2 separate regions of the Homo sapiens genome follow, and region 1 is linked to region 2. The links are chromatin loops, found by intact Hi-C in ENCODE. Cell type or tissue: CD14-positive monocyte. All regions are shown on one strand. Links, peaks and the distances in the headings refer to the core of each region. The heading gives the core; the rest is flanking DNA. Region 1 has its middle 9.2 kb from the start of INAFM1. Region 2 has its middle 27 kb from the start of MEIS3.

Region 1 (8,255 bases), core at 20-8,019, 110 kb after region 2:
CTGTAATCCCAGCACTTTGGGAGGCCCAGGTGGGCGGATTACCTGAGGTCGGGAATTCCAGGCCTGCCTGACCAACATGGAGAAACCCCATCTCTACTAAAAATACAAAAAATTAGCTAGGCGTGGTGGCAGGCAACTGTAATCCCAGCTACTCGGGAGGCTGAGGCAGAAGAAGTGCTTGAACCCGGGAGGCAGAGGTTGCAGTGAGCCAAAATCATGCCATTGCACTCCAGCCTGGGCGACAGGGTGAGACTTCATTAAAAAAAAAAAAAAAAAAAAAAATTACTGGAGCTCTACAACGGTGTCATCATGTCCTCCAAACTCCAGGGAAAACATGCCGGGTTTTCTAGAACTTTCTCTCACTTGGCTTGAGATGGGGAGAAGCACCTATCTCATCATCATCATGGGCAGCATTCCTACAACCCTTCCCAAACAAATTTTTTTTTTTTTTTTTTTTTGAGATGGAGTCTCACTCTGTTTCCCAGGCTGGAGTGCAGTGGTGCGATCTCAGCCCACTGCAACCTCTGCCTCCCAGGTTCAACTGATTCTCCTACCTCAGCCTCCCAAGGAGCTGGGATTACAGGCGCCTGCCACCACGCCCAGGTAATTTTTGTATTTTTAGTAGAGACGGGGTTTCGCCATGTTGGCCAGGCTGGTCTCGAACTCCTGACCTCAGGTGATATGCCCACCTCAGCCTCCCAAAGTGCTGGGATTACAGGCATGAGCCACCACACCTGGCCAGAAATATTCTTTATTAACAAAATTTATATTTTGTTAAAAGAAGTAGACATGGGGTCTTACTATGTTGGCCACACTGGTCTCAAACTCCTAGGCTCAAGCCATCCTCCCACTTCCACCTCCCAAAGTGCTGGGATTACAGGCATGAGCCACAACATGCAGCCCAAAGAAATCTTGATAATATTTATATAGGCTGGCTATATAAATTTATATATATATGTATATGTGTGTGTGTATATATATGTGTGTGCGTGTGTGTGTGTGTGTGTATATATATATACACATATATATATTTGAGAAGTTGGCTAAAGGTCAAAAAATATTTTAAGGCCAGAGCTTTGAGGAAGTCATATCCAGATTATTTATTTTATCTTTTTTTTTTTTTTTTTGAGATGGAGTTTTGCTTTTGCTACCCAGGCTGGGGTGCAATGGCGTTATCTCGGCTCACTGCAACATCTGCCTCCCAGGTTCAAGCAATTCCCCTGCCTCAGCCTCCGGAGTAGCTGGGATTACAGGTGCCCGCCACCATGCTCAGCTAATTTAAGTATTTTTAGTAGAAACGGGGTTTTGCCATGTTGGCCAGGCTGGTCTTAAACTCCTGACCTCTTGACATGCCCACCTCGGCCTCCCAAAGTGCTGGGATTACACGAGTGAGCCACCGCGCCCAGCTTTTTCATTATTTTTTAAAGACACAGTCTCACTCTGTCACCCATGATGGAGTACAGTGGCAAAATCTCAGCTCACTGCAACCTCTGCCTTCTAGGTTCAAGCAATTGTCCTGCCTCAGACTCCTGAGTAGCTGAGATTACAGACACCTGTCACCACGCCCAGCTAATTTTTGTATTTTTAGTAAAGACAGGGTTTCACCATGTTGGCCAGGCTGGTCTCAAACTCCTGACCTCAAGTGATCCACCCACCTCGGCCTCCCAAAGTGCTGAAATTACAGGCATGAGCCACCTCGCCTGGCCTCCAGATGATTTAACAGTCCTCTTTAGAATAGGGACACACTTGTCACATATTGCTGTCCCCCCTTTAAGGGACCTCAGTCTCCCAAGGAAACTTATTTGCCTGTTAAACTCACTTCATGGGTACATTTGGTGTTGTTTGTTTGTTTGTTTTTAGACTGAGTTTAGCTCTACGGCCCAGGCTGGAGTGCAGTGACGTGATCTCAGCTCACTGCAAACTCCTCCTCCCAGGTTCAAGTGATTATCCTACCTCAGCCTCCCAAGTGGCTGGGATTACAGGTGCCCACCACCAAGCCTGGCTAATTTTTTTTTTTTTTGTATTTTTAGTAGAGACGGGGTTTCATGAGAATTGCTTGAACCCGGGAGGTGGAGGCTGCAGTTAGCGGAGATCGTGCCACTGCACTCCAGCCTCGGCGATAGACTCAAAAAACAAAAAACAACAAAAAAAGGCACTAATTCCAAAAGGCCACACCTCCCAATATCATCACATTGAGGATTAGGACCAACCACTGTCTCCATCCATTCAGCGCTGCTATAAAATAATACCACAGGCCGGGCGCAGTGGCTCACAACTGTAATCCAAGCACTGTGGGAGGCTGAGGCGGGTGGATCACGTAAAGTCAGGAGTTCGAGACCAGCCTGGCCAACATGATGAAACCCTGTCTCTACTAAAAATATAAAAATTAGCCGGACGTGGTGGCGGGCACCTCTAATCTCAACTACTAGGGAGGCTGAGGCAGGAGAATCATTTGAACCCAGGAGACGGAGGTTGCAGTGAGCCGAAATCATGCCATTGCATTCCAGCCTGGGTGACAAGAGCAAAACTTCATCCCCCCAAAAAAATACTACAGGCTGGGTGCAGTGGCTCACACCTGTAATCCCAACACTTTGGGAAACTGGGAAGCCAAGGCAGGTGGATCACCTAAGGTCAGGAGTTTGAGACCAGCCTGGCCAACATGGTGAAACCCCGTACCTACTAAAAATACAAACAAAAATTAGCCAGGCATGGTGGCGGGTGCCTACAATCCCAGCTTCTCGGGAGGCTGAGGCAGGAGAATCGCTTGAACCCGGGAGGCTCAGGCTGCAATGAGCTGAGATTGCGCCACTGCACTCCAGCCTGGGCAACAAGAGTGAGACTCTGTCTCAAAAATAAATAAATAAATAAATAAAAATAAAAAATAAAATAACACCACAGCCTGGGTAATTTATAAAGAGAAATTTATTAGCTCATGGTTCTAGAGGCTGGGAAGTCCAATGTCAAGGTACTGGCAGGTTGGGTGATTCTGAAGCCAAGATACCTCCTTGAATTTATAAAGAGAAATTTATTAGCTCATGGTTCTAGAGGCTGGGAAGTCCAATGTCAAGGTACTGGCAGGTTGGGTGATTCTGAAGCCAAGATACCTCCTTGAATTCCTGCTCCACAGAGCAGGAATGCTTTATCTTTACATAGCAGAGAGCAGAAAGGCAAAGAGGCAAAAGGGGGCTGAACTTGCTCTTTTATAATAGTATTCATCTCACCCAGGTGTGGTGGCTCACACCTGCAATCCCAGCACTTTGGGAGGCCGATACAGGTGGATGGCTTCAGTCTAGGAGTTCAAGACCAGCCTGGCAACATAGCAAGACCCCCCATCTCTTCTAAATATTTTAAAAATTAGCTAGACATAGTGGTGCATGCCTGTGGTCCCAGCTACTTGGGAGGCTGAAATGGGAGGATCGCTTGAGCCCAGGAGTTCAAGGCTGCAGTGAGCCATGAGCAGGCCACTGCACTCCAGCCTGGGCAACAGGGCAAGACCCTGTCTAAAAAAGAAAGAATGAAAGAGTCTTGAGACTAGTAAGTTTGAGGATCGCTGCTCTATGTACAGCTGAGGTGAGTAAAGGCAATAGCTAAACTACACACACGCGCACACACACACACACACACACACACACACGTCTCCACCTCTCATCCCCACACTCCTACCTCCCACATCTCTGGAAGTGTCTGCAAACTCCCAGCAACTAAATGTAAAAATATAGATTAGTTTCCTCTGCTCAAAGTAGACAGGCGACCTCTAGTGGACAAAAAGGGTATTGATTGACAGCACACTATTTCTTTGCTGATTTTGTGGAGTCCGCTGAAATTCTAATAGCAGAGGGCACAGATGTCGCCTGAAATGAGAACTTTCTTTCAGTATATAAACCTTAAACCCTGCACCATGCCTCTTCTCATACACGTTCTCACACATGCACACACACACACACAGACCCACAGTCACACTCAATGTACAATCACACACAGACTCAACTAGACATGCACGCATACTTTTTTGACACAGGTCCTCGCTGTCACCACCCAGGCTGGATTGCAGCGGTGCAATTACAGTTCACTGCAGCCTTGACCTCCTAGGCTCAAGAGAGCCTCCTGCCTCAGCCTCCCAAGTAGCTGGGACCACAGGTGCACGCCACCGCACCCCGCTAATCTGCTAATCTTTTAATGTTTTGTAGAAACTTGGTCTTGCTATATTGCCCAGACTGGTCTTGAACTTGAGCTGAAGCAATCCTCTCACCTCGGCTTCCCAAAGTGCTGCGATTAGAGGAGCAAACACACTTTTATACACCCAATCACACAGATGCACACTGAAACAGTCAAATACACACATTCACACTTACATACTCACACTCACATATACACACTCAGTCACACAAAAACCACACCCTCATGCACAGACACACTCATCCAGGCCGTCACAAACACAAACACGCATTCGCCTAACCACACAACACTAAAAATAGCATGTCATTGACAATGGGAACTTACTAAATGAACGTCATTCTCTACTTTTAAAAAATTACCAGAAAGTTAGTTTTTTCCCTGAGCCATTAAATAAATGTTGAGCAAATAATTAAGATGAATCTAGGTTTGGCAGTGGGCCAAATTACAGGTCCGCAAGCCCTTAGCAGGAGTCCTTGGGGACAGATGAGTTGCAGAACTCAGAATTGTTCCAATTTTAGAAAGGCAATTTTGAGTGAATACCATGCATTATGTAACACTCTCAGAGGCCTGATGCAGGCGCCCCCTTCTCTCCCATCAGACGTGGTAATATTTTTGCAGCAAAAAATGTGAATATTCAGGGCTGGGCATAGTGGACGTGGTGGCTCACGCCTGTAATCCCAGCACTTTGGGAGGCCGAGGCGGGTGGATCACCTGAGGTCAGGAGTTCGAGACCAGCCTGGCCAACATGGTGAAACCCTGTCTCTACTAAAAATAAAAATTAGCCAGGCGTGGTGGTGCGTGCCTGTAATCCCGGCTACTCGGGAGGCTGAGGCAGGAGAATCGCTTGAACCTGGGAGGCGGAGGTTGCAGTGAGCCCAGATCGCACCATTGCACTCCAGCCTGGGCAACAAGAGCCAAACTCCGTCCCAAAAAATATATATATATATACAGATTTTGTTTGGTAGTTCCTCCATAAATGAAACACAGATTATCAGGCGGGGCATGGTAGCTCATGCCTGTAATCTCTTACACTTTGGGAGGCCAAGACAGGAGGATCACTTGAGCCCTGGAATTCAAAACCAGCCTGGACAACATAGGGAGATCCTGTCTCTACAAAAAAATAAAAATTTAGCCAGGCATGGTGGCGCACACCTGTAGTCCCAGCTCCTCAGGAGGCTGAGGCAGGAGGACTGTTTGAGCCCAGGAGTTGGAGGCTGCAGTGAGCTATGACTGCATCACTGAACTCCAGCCTGGGCAACAGAGCGAGACTCTGCCCAAAAAAAAGTTCAAACAAAATATTGTACATGCATGCTCACAGCAGCACTATTCACAATAGCCAGAAGGTGGAAGCAACCCAACTGTCTATCAACAAATGAACGGATAAACAAAATGTGCAAAATGTGGCCTATCCATACAATGGAAATTTTTTTTGGAGACAGAGTCTCACTCTGTCGCCCAGGCTGGAGTGCAGTGGTGCGATCTCAGCTCACTGCAACCTACACCTCCTGGTTCAAGCAATTCTCCTGTCTCAGCTTCCTGAATAGCTGGGATTACAGGTGTGCACCATTACACCTGGCTAATTTTTGTGTTTTTAGTAGATACTGGGTTTCACCATGTTGGCCAGGCTGGTCTTGAACTTCTGACCTCAGGTGATCCACGCACCTCGGCCTCCCAAAGTGCTGGAATTACAGGCATGAGCCACTGCGCCCGGCCAATGGAATGTTATTTAGCCATAAAAAGGAATGAAGCAGGCGGGCACGGTGGCTCACCCCTGTAATCCCAGCACTTTGGGAGGCCGAGGCAGGTGGATCTTGAGGTCAAGAGATTGAGACCAGCCTGGCTAACATGGTGAAACCCCGTCTCTACTAAAAACACACAAAAAAACTAGCTGGGCGTGGTGGCATGCGCCTGTAGTCTCAGCTACTAGGGAAGCTGAGGCAGAAGAATCACTTGAACCTGGGAGGCAGAGGTTGCAGTAAGCCGAGATTGCACCACTGCACTCCAGCCTGGTGACAGAGCAACACTCCGTCTCAAAAAAGAAAAAAGAAAAAAAAAAACAAGGAATGAAGCACTGATACTTGCTTTCACCCAGAAAAGCCTTGACAACAGGACGCTGCGGCCGGGTGCGGTGGTGCGGTGGCTCACGCCTGTAATCCCAACACTTTGGGAGGCCAAGGCGGGCGGATCACCAGGTCAGGAGATCAAGACCATCCTGGCTAACACAGTGAAACCTCGTTTCTACTAAAAACACAAAAAATTAGCCGGGCGTGGTCGCCAGCACCTGTAGGCCCAGCTACTCAGGAGGCTGAGGCAGGAGAATGGCATCAACCCGGGAGGCAGAGCTTACAGTGAGCCGAGATTGCGCCACTGCACTCCAGCCTGGGCGACAGAGCGAGACTCCATCTCAAAAAAAAAAAAAAGAAAAGAAAACATGACTCAAGTGAAATAAGCCAGACACAAAAGGCCCTGTATGTTATGATTGCTTTTATATAAAATGTCCAGAACAGGCATATTTATATAGACAGAAAGTAGATGAGTGCTCGCCAGGGGCTGAGGGGAGGGGGAATGGGGAGATGGTGTTTAATGGGTACGGGGTTTCATTTTGGGAAGACGAAAACATTTTAAAGATGAATGGTGGTGATGGTTGCACAACACTGTAAATGTACTTAGTGCCACGAAACTGTGCACTTTAAAGCAGTTAAAATGGGCCAGGCACAGTGGCTCATGCCTGTAATCCCAGCACTTTGGGAGGCCGAGGCAGTGGATCACCTGAGGTCAGGAGTTTGAGACCAGCCTGGCCAATATGGTGAAGCCTCGTCTCTACTAAAAATACAAAAATTAACCGGGCATGGTGGCACATACCTGTAATCCCAGCTACTTAGGAGGCTGAGGCAGGAGAATCACTTGAACCTGGGAGGTGGAGGTTGCAGTGAGCAGAGATCGCCCCACTGCACTCCAGCCTGGGTGGCAGAGCAAGACTCTGTCTCAAAAAAAAAAAAAAAGATGGTAAGATGATTAAAATGGTAACCTTTATGCTATGTGTATTTTTATCAGTATACACACACAACACACACACTTTTTTTTTTTTGAGACAAGGTCTCACTCTGTCACCCAGACTGGAGTGCAGTGATACAATCACAGCTCACTGCAGCCTCAACTCCTTAACTCAAGCAATCCTCCTGCCTCAGCCTCCAGAATAGCTGGGACTACAGGCACAAGCCATCACGCCTGGCTGATTTTTTATTTAGTGTACAGATGGGGTCTCGCTATGTTGCCCAGGCTAGTCTTGAACTCCTGAGCTCAAACATTTCTCCAGCCTCAGCCTCCCAAAATGCTGGGATTGCAGGTATGAGCCACCATGCCTTGCTTTTACTTTTTTCATTTTAAAAAAAAAAGTTTATTTTTATTTTGTAGAGACGGGGTCTCACTATGTTGCCCAGGTTGGGCTTGAACGCCTGGGCCCAAGTGATATTCCTGCCTTGGCCTCCCAGGGTGCTGGGAGGTGATCGCAGGTGTGAGCCTCTGCACCCAGCCCACACACGGATTTTTGACCACTTCTCCCCTCCTCCCCAGCCAACACTCTAGCACAGCCACCATGGTCTCTCACCTGAACCAGGGCGGTGGTGTCCTCATTGGGCTCCTGGCTTCCACCATCGCCCCCTGCAGTCCATTCTCCACATCGCAGTCAGAAGGTCTTGAGATCTGAATCAGCGCACACCCTCCTCACCTCAGAAGCCTCCCATGGCTCCCACCTCATCCAAAGTGCACATTGTGGCCGGGCACAGTGGCTCACGCCTGCAATCCCCGCACTCTGGGAGGCTGAGGCGGGTGGATCACTTGAGGTTAGGAGTTTGAGACCAGCTTTAGCAACATGGCGAAACCCTGTCTCTACTAAAAATACAAAAATTACCTGGGTGTGGTGGCACGTGCCTGAAATCCCAACTACTCAGGAGGCTGAGACTCGAGAGAATCACTTGAACCAGGGAGATGAAGGTTGCAGTGAGCCGAGATCGCGCCACTGCACTCCAGCCTAGGTGACAGAGTAAGACTGTCTCAAAAAAAAAAAAAAAATTGCATTC
Region 2 (8,378 bases), core at 215-8,214:
TCCAAGTGAAAGCGAAGAGAGGCTGGGATGATGGGTGCAAAGGAAGAGTAAAGAAAGCATGTTTGAGATCCAGAACAGAATAATGGGTTGAGGAGGGAGGTATTGAGGATAGGAGAGTATATGGGTTTGGCACCATGGGGTGGATAGGCAAAACAATTTGGTTGATAAGGCACAGATCCTGAACTAACCTGTAAGGCTTGTCTGGTTTTAGGACAGGTGAAATGGGGGAATTGTAAGGGGAGTTTGTAGGCTTTAAAAGGCCATGCTGTAGCAGGAGAGTGATAACAAGTTTTAATCCTTTTAAAGCGTGCTGTGGGATGGGATATTGGCGTTGAGCGGGGTAAGGGTGATTAGGTTTTAATGGGATGGTGATGGGCATGTGATCGGTTGCCAGGGAAGGAGTAGAGGTATCTTATACTTGTGGGTTAAGGTGGGACACAAGAGGAAGACGCGAAGGAGGCTTTGGGTTGGGAAGAAGGGCGGCAATGAGATGCAGCTGTAGTCCAGGAACAGTCAGGGAAGCAGATAATTTGGTTAAAATATCTCGGCCTAATAAGGGAACTGGGCAGGTGGGGATAACTAAAAGGAGTGCTTTAAAGAGTATCGTCTAAGTTGGCACCAGAGTTGGGGAGTTTTAAAAGGTTTAGAAGCCTGGCTGTCAATACCCACAACAGTTATGGTGGCAGGGAAACAGGCCCTTGAAAATAAGGTAATGTGGAGTGGGTGGCCTCCATATTGATTAAGAAGGGGACGGACTTACCTTCCACTGTGAGAGTTGCATGAAGCTTGGCGTCTGTGATGGTCTAGGGGGCTTCCGAGGCGATCGGGCAGCATCAGTCTTCAGCCGCTAAGCCGAGAAGATCTGGGAAGCAGTCAGAGAGCCTTGGGCCAGAGCTTTAGGGGCTCTAGGAGTGGCTCCTGGGTGAGCTGGGCAGTCTGCCTTCCAGTGGGTCCCTGCACAGATGGGACATGGCTTGGAAGGAATCCTGGGCTGTGGGCATTCCTTGGCCCAGTGGCCAGATTTCTGGCACTTGAAGCAAGATCCTGATGGAGGAAGTCTTGTAGGAATGCTTGACTGCTGCTGCTTAGGCATTTTGAAGTTCTTGTAGCTGGAGGTATGGCTGGGTTTTGTCTCACAGCAGAGACAAGTAATTGTAACTCAGAAATGCGTTGCCATCTGGCTGCTTCCTCTCTATTATTGTACACCTTGAAGGCGAGGTTGCTTAATTCCTGTTGTGGGGTTTGAGGGCCAGATTCTAATTTTTGAAGTTTTTTCCTAATGTCAGGAGTGGACTGAGTGATAAAATGCATATTAAGAATAAGGCGGCCTTCTGGCCCTTCTGGGTCTAGGGCGGTATAGCGTCTAAGTGTTGCTGCTAAGTGGGCCACGAACTGGGCTGGGTTTTCCTCTTTACCTTGGGTAGTTTCTTTAAGTTTGTCATAATTAACAGCTTTGTAAGCTGCCTTTTTAAGCCCTTCAACTAGGTAGGAAACCATGTAATCTCACCTAGCTATACCTGGGGAATTTGCCTGATAGTTCCATTGGGGACCCTCTCGGGGAACTGCTCTACTGCCTTCCTGGAGGTCTGGCTCATGAAGCCGGCGGTTATCAGCGTGAGATTGGGCTAGAGAAAAACTCTTTCCCACTCATCTGGGGAGAGGGCAGAAGTCAGGATGATATTAAGTCACTCCAGGTTAAGTTGTAGGACAGAGTTAGATATCGGAATTCCTGTATATGTTTAGTGGGGTCTGATGAGAAAGAGCCTAAACGCTGACTCACCTGAGAGAGGTCTGATAGAGAAAAACGTACATGTACCCTGACTGTGCCTTCAGCTCCAGCCACCTCTCTAAGAGGAAATTGTTGGGCAGGTGGGGAAGAGCTAGTCGTGGAACTAAACTGTAAGCTGGACAGGGTGTGAGGACACCCTGGGTGTGAGGACGACAGAAGGATTATCGGGTGGAGGAGCGGAGGCTGAGGAAGAATTGGGACTTAGCTCGGCCTGGCGAGGAGGGGAGAGGTCAGATGGGTCTGTAGAAAAGGAAGACTGGAAAGACTCAGCGACGCTTGGGGTTGGGACTGAGGGGACAGGCGGGAGGGAAAGAAGGAGGATTTGGGACGAGTTGCATTGGGAACAGAGACTAGAAAGGGACCGATGTGTAAAAGAATACCTGGACGTCAGGCACCTCAGACCATTTGCCCATTTTTTGACAAAAAATATTTAGGTCTTGTAGGATGGAGAAATCGAAAGTGCTGTTTTCTGGCCATTTAGAGCCATTGCCCAGTTTGTATTGGGGCCAAGCGGTGTTGCAGAAGAAAACAAGGGGTTTAGGTTTTAGGTCAGGTGTGAGTTGAAGAGGTTTTAAGTTCTTGAGAACACAGGCTAAGGGAGAAGAAGGAGGAATGGAGGGTGGAAGGTTGCCCATAGTGAAGGAGGCAAGCCCAGAGAAAAGAGAGCATAGAGACACGGAGGGAAGGGGTTCGGGGGTTCTTACCCTCCAGAAAAGTGGGAAAGGGGTCGGGATGTGGAAATAAGGGATTGGGGGTTCTTGCCCCCTAGAAAAGGTGGAGAAGGGGTAGAGACACAGAAGGGGTTGGGGTACTTGCCCCTCCCCCAGAAAAGCGGGACTTGCCGCTAAGGGTGAAAGACCAAGGCAGGCATCCCTGCGCGGTCTGACACCTCTGAAACCTGGGTGAATAATCAGAGAGGTGTCCCTGCAATGATTAAACACCAAGGGAAGGCTGCCTTCCCAGTCCGTGACCGGCACCGGAGTTTTGGGTCCACAGATAAAACGTGTCTCCTTTGTCTCTACCAGAAAATGAAAGGAATTGAAATTAAGAGAAGGGAGAGATTGAAGTGTGGTGCCAAGATTGAAAGGAGAAAGAGGTTGAGGGATAGTGAGGGAGGTTGGAGAAGAGAGTAAAAAGAGGCCGCTTACCGGATTTGAAATTGGTGAAATGTTTCTTGGGCTGGTGGGTCTGAGGACCTGAGGTCACAGGTGGATCTTTTCTCACGGAGCAAAGAGCAGGAAGACAGGGGATTGATCTCCCAAGGGAGGTCCCCTGATCCGAGTCATGGTACCAAATTTTATGCGCGTCCATGTGAAGAGACCACCAAACAGGCTTTGTGTGAGCAATAAAGATGTTTATTTCACCTGGGTGCAGGAGGGCTGAGTCGGAAAAGAGAGTCAGTGAAGGGAGATAAGGGTGGGGCCGTTTTATAGGATTTGGGTAGGTAAAGGAAAAAGGGGGGTTGTTCTCTGGCGGGCAGGAGTGGGGGGTCACAAGGTGCTCAGTAGGGGAGCTTTTGAGCCAGGATGAGCCAGGAGAAGGAATTTCACAAGATAGTGTCATCAGTTAAGGCAGGAACAAGCTATTTTCAATTCTTTTGTGGTGGAATGTCATCAGTTAAGGTGGGGCAGGGCATATTCACTTGTTGTGTGATTCTTCAGTTACTTCAGGCCACCTGGGCGTATACGTGCAAGTCACAGGGGATGTGATGGCTTGACTTGGGCTCAGAGGCCTGACAAGACTGAACTAGGGTTGGGATTGTGTGACAAGCTGGTCTCTATCAACCGTGTCTGTGTCCACGGCATTGTTGTGTTGCGATCGCGCTCCTCCTAGGTCAGAACTTACAGTGGGAGTTTGGGAGGCCGAAGTGGGTGGATCACCTGAAATCAGGAGTTCAAGACCAGCCTGGCCAACATGGTGAAATCCTGGCTCTTTACAAATACAAAAATTATGGTGGGCACGGTGGCTCTCGCCTGTAATCTCTGCACTTTGGGAGGCCAAGGCAGGCGGATCACTGAGGTCAGGGGTTCGAGACCAGCCTGGCCAACAAGATGAAACCCCATCTCTACTAAAAATACAAAACAATTAGCTGGGTGTGGTGGCGGGTGCCTGTAATCCCTGGCTACTCAGGAGGCTGAGGCAGGAGAATTGCTTGAACCTGGGAGGCGGAGGTTGCAGTGAGCTGAGATTACGCCACTGCACTCCAGCCTGGGTGGACAGAGCAAGAATCGGAAAGCCTGACTCCAATGGGGATAATTGGATCTCAGGGTGGCAGGGACCAAGTGACAGAACTTAATGACCAAAGGCAAGGTGGGTGGTTACCGCTTGGACAGCAGAGTCAGAGCAGCCACCAGAGTGCTATGACTTGGCCGGGCGGTGGTTCATGCCAGTAATCCCAACACATTGGGAGGCCCAGGTGGGAGAATCTCTTAAGGCCAGGAGTTCGAGACTAGCCTGGGCAACATAGTGAGACCTGTCTCTACAAAAAGTTTAAACAATTAGCCAGATGTGGTGGTGCAGGCCTGTGGTCCCAGCTACTCGGGAGGCTGAGGCAGGAGGATCACTTGAGCCCAGGAGGTCGAGGCTGCAGTGAGCTGTGATTGTGCCACTGCACTCCAGCCTGGGCAACAGAATGAGACTCTATCTCTAAAGATAATACATTTTTAAAAAGAATTCCAGGAATCCACCCCTAACACCAGCCCCTCCCCTCCCTCTGCAGAACAAAGGCCCCATCAGAGGGGACATGCTGGGCGTCAGGGTCGGCTTCCGGGAGGAGGAAGGTGGGAGCTAAGACCTGAAGGATGATGAGGCGTGATGTGGGTGGAGGGGAGAAGCTCAGGAGATGGGGAAGGCGGAGGTGCACAGGCCCTGACAGGATAGAGGGAGCCGCGGAAGGGAGGCCGGCCTGGTGGAACCTTGAGGGAAGGCAATGATCCTGCATCCCTCCAGGGGGCGCTGGAGAGCCATAGAGTTCTTTTTGTTAACAGCTTCATTGAGACCTGATTCATACATAAAATTCACCCATTTAAAGCGTACAGTTCAATGGCTTTTAGTGTATTTATAGGGTTGTGCACCTGTCACCACAATCAATTCTAGAATATTTTCAACATCCCCAAAAGAAACTCTGAACCTCCTAACAGTGATCGCCGGCCCCCAGTCCTCGGCAACCACTAATCCCCTTTCTGTCTCCATGGGTTTGCCTATTCTGGACATTTCACGTAAGTGGAATCACGCTACACTGCCCTTTGTGACTGGCTTCTTTCAGTAGCATGTCTTCCAGCTGCAGCACTGCTGTAGTGTCTGTCAGTCATTCCATTTTTTTGTGTGTATTTTTTGTTTTGTTTCTTTTTTAGAGACAGGGTCTCGCTCCGTTGCCCAGGCTGAGTGCAGTGGTGTGATCTCGGCTCACTGCAACCTGGATCACCCAGGCTCAAGCGATCTTCCCACCTCAGCCTCTCAAATAGCTAGGACTACAGGCATATACCACCACGCCCAGCTATTTTTTGTATCTTTTGTAGAGATGGGGTCTCACTATGTTGTCCAGGCTGGTCTCGATCTCCTGGGCTTAAGCCTCAGCCTCCCAAAGAGCTAGGATTAAAGGCGTGAGTCACCACGCCCAGCCTGTCATTCCTTTTCATTGCTGAATGATATTTCATTGTCCTGGAAGAACTCTGAGCAGAGAAGGGACAGAGTCGGGCTAGCGCTTTATCCCTCCAGTGGATTAGACGGGGTAGGATGGGTTGAATTGTGTCCCGCCAGAGGGTATGCTAATTCCTCTTCCCAGCGCCTGTGCATGTGACCTTATTTGGAAAAAGGGTCTTTTCAGATGAGGTCATAGGGTGGGCTCTGGTCCAATATGACACATGCCCTTCTATAAAAGGGGACTGCCGGCAGTGTGACAGAAGCTAGAGAGAGGCAGGGAAGACTCCTGGCAGGTTCCCGAGGGAGCTCAGCCCAGCCAACACCTTGACTTCCAATTTCTGGCCCCCAAGAATGTGAGAGATCTGTTGTTTCAAGTCATCCAGTCTGTGGGGTTTTGGTACACAGGGAGGCAGAGTGGAGGCGAGAGGGTGGCGAGGAGGGGAGGAGCACAGGGAGGGAGGGGCTCATCCAGGGACTGCAGGAAGGTGCATAAAGGATATTGGGGCCCAGCATGGTGGCTCATGCCTGTAATCCCAGTACTTTGGGAGGCCGAGGTGGGAGGATCACTTGAGGTCAGGAGTTCGAGACCAGCCTGGCCAACATGGTGAATCCCTGTCTCTACTAAAAATACAAAAATTAGCCAGGCGTGGTGGCGGGCATTTATAATCCCAGCTACTCAGGAGGCTGAGGCAGGACAATCATTTGAACCCAGGAGGCAGAGCCTGCAGTGAGCTGAGATGGTGCCACTGCACTCCAGCCTGCATGACAGAGCAAGACTCCATCTAAAAAAAAAAAAGAGAGAAAGGATATTGGGAAACAGAGCCAGGCATTTTGGAGATGAGGGTGTCACCAAAATGAGCATGTGTCACCTTCCAGGGATGGTCAGTGTGTGGCTGCTACAGCAACTGGCAGGGGGTAAACAGCAAAACATGGCTGGGTGCAGTGGCTCACGCCTGTAATCCCAGCACTTTGGGAGGCAGAGGTGGGAGGATCGCTTGAGCCCAGGAATTCAAGACCAGCCTGGCCAACATAGTGAAACCCCACCTCTACTAAAAATACAAAAAGTTTAGCCAGGCGTGGTGGTGCATGCCTGTAGTCTCAGCTACTTGGGAGGCTGAGGCACAAGAATTGTTTGAATCTGGGAGGCGGAGGTTGCAGTGAGCCGAGATTGCACTACTGCACTCCATCCTGGGTGACAGTAAAAGACTCTGTCTCAAACACACGTGCGCACACACACACAGCAGAAGATGGAGGGAGGAAGGACAGGGCCTACGGACTCATTGGGTGCAGCAGGTAAGAGAGAAAACCTATACCCATATTGCTGACTTGGGAAGTAGCCCTATTTGTCTCTGATGTCACAGAAGAAGAGTGACAGTCAAATGTTGGTTACTTTTCCTGTTGCCTTAGTGATCACTGTAGCTGATGTTTGCTGAGAACCGTTTATGTGCCAATCCCTGCTCTAAGCACGTGGACTAATGCATCAACTCTCAACAACAACTTGTGAGGTGGGAACGATCCTTAACTTCCTTTTACAAATGATAAAGCAGCCATACAAAATGAGGATGACAACATTCTCCTTGCCTACTCCCGGCCCACAGGGCTCTCTGTGATTCAGCAATGGTTGGCCCCTGGTGAGGGGAAACTGTGGCCTGGGCGCCTGCACTATGTTTGTGCAAGATCTGTATTCTGAAAATTATGAAATATTGCTAAATTAAAGAAGAACCGACCAGGCGCGGTAGCTCACGCCTGTAATCCCAACACTTTGGGAGGCTGAGGCAGGCAGATCACTTGAAGCCAGGAGTTTGAGACCAGCCTGGCCAACAGAGTGAAAACCTGTCCCTACAAAAAATAAAAAAATAAAAAATAATAAAAATAAAAAATTAGCTGGGCGTGGTGGTGCTTGCCTGTAATTCCAGCTACTTTGGAGGCTGCAGCATGAGAATCACTTGAATCCAGGAAGTGGAGGTTGCAGTGAGCTGAGATTGAGCCATTGCTCTATTGCACTCCACCCCAGATGACAAAGCGAAAGCGAGAATCTGTCTCTTTTTTTTTTTGAGACAGAGTCTCACTGTGTTGCCCAGGCTGGAGGGCAGTGGCGTGATCTCGGCTCAGCTCACTGCAACCTCTGCCTCCCAAGTTCAAGTGATTCTCCTGCCTCAGCCTCCTGAGTAGCTGGGATTACAGGTGCCCACCACCATGCCAGGCTAATTTTTGCTTATTTATTTACTCTGAGACGGAGTTTCGCTCTGTCGCCCAGGCTGGAGTGCAATGGTGCGATCTCAGCTCACTGTAACCTCTGCTCCCAGGTTCAAGCGATCCTCCCGCCTCAGCCTCCCAAGTAGCTGGGACTACAGGCGCATGCCACCACACCCAGCTAATTTTTGGATTTTTCATACAGACAGGGTTTCACCATGTTGGCCAGGCTGGTCTTGAACTCCTGACCTCAAGTGATCTGCCCGCTTCAGCCTCCCAAAGTGCTGGGATTACTGGCGTGAGCCACTGCGCCCAGCCTAGTCTACTGATTTTCAGTAAAGGTATTAAATTAATTCAATGGGGAAATGAATACTTTTTTCAAAAAATGGTTCTGGAACCATTAGACATCCATATGCAGAAAAATGAGCCATGAGCGTTAACTCACATCATACACAATGCCTAACTGGAAATGGACCACAGACCTAACGGTTTATATTAAAAATCTAAAACTATTAAACTAGAAGAAAACATAAGAAAAAACTTCATGATCTTGAGGGTAGGCAAAGATTTGTTAGGTAGAACAGAAAAAGTAGAAATGACAAAAGAAAATGATAATTTGAAATTCCATCAAAATACAAAACTTCTCTTGTCCAGGAGCAGCAACTCACACCTGTAATCCCAGCACTTTGGAAGGCCAACGTGGGAGGATTGCTTAAGCCCAGTTCGAGACCAGCCTGGGCAACATGGCCAGATG

The links. Hi-C counts contacts between places; a loop is a spot of excess contacts. Peaks named below come from ENCODE experiments on the same cell type or tissue, not always from the same donor. Only the 100,000 strongest peaks of a DNase experiment are listed, where the experiment ranks them.
Region 1: it touches region 2 in a loop (7-fold over the local background); 78 of 110 quality-filtered maps call a loop at or near these places.

Annotation. Positions count from the first base shown.
Region 1 is chr19:47,279,991-47,288,245 of GRCh38, reverse strand. No RefSeq gene overlaps it. Among named protein-coding and RNA genes, the nearest start is that of INAFM1, 9.2 kb to the right of the region's middle. In CD14-positive monocyte, for the core only: CTCF peaks have their summits at 3,764 (motif pointing left) and 7,832 (motif pointing left); DNase peaks (open chromatin) are centred at 3,755 and 7,835.
Region 2 is chr19:47,387,978-47,396,355 of GRCh38, reverse strand. No RefSeq gene overlaps it. Among named protein-coding and RNA genes, the nearest start is that of MEIS3, 27 kb to the left of the region's middle. RefSeq lists enhancers at 2,754-3,401, 3,402-4,048. In CD14-positive monocyte, for the core only: CTCF peaks have their summits at 4,548 and 4,750 (motif pointing right); DNase peaks (open chromatin) are centred at 4,745, 6,295, 7,015 and 7,435; H3K4me3 peaks cover 549 bases; H3K27ac peaks cover 3,391 bases; H3K27me3 peaks cover 267 bases.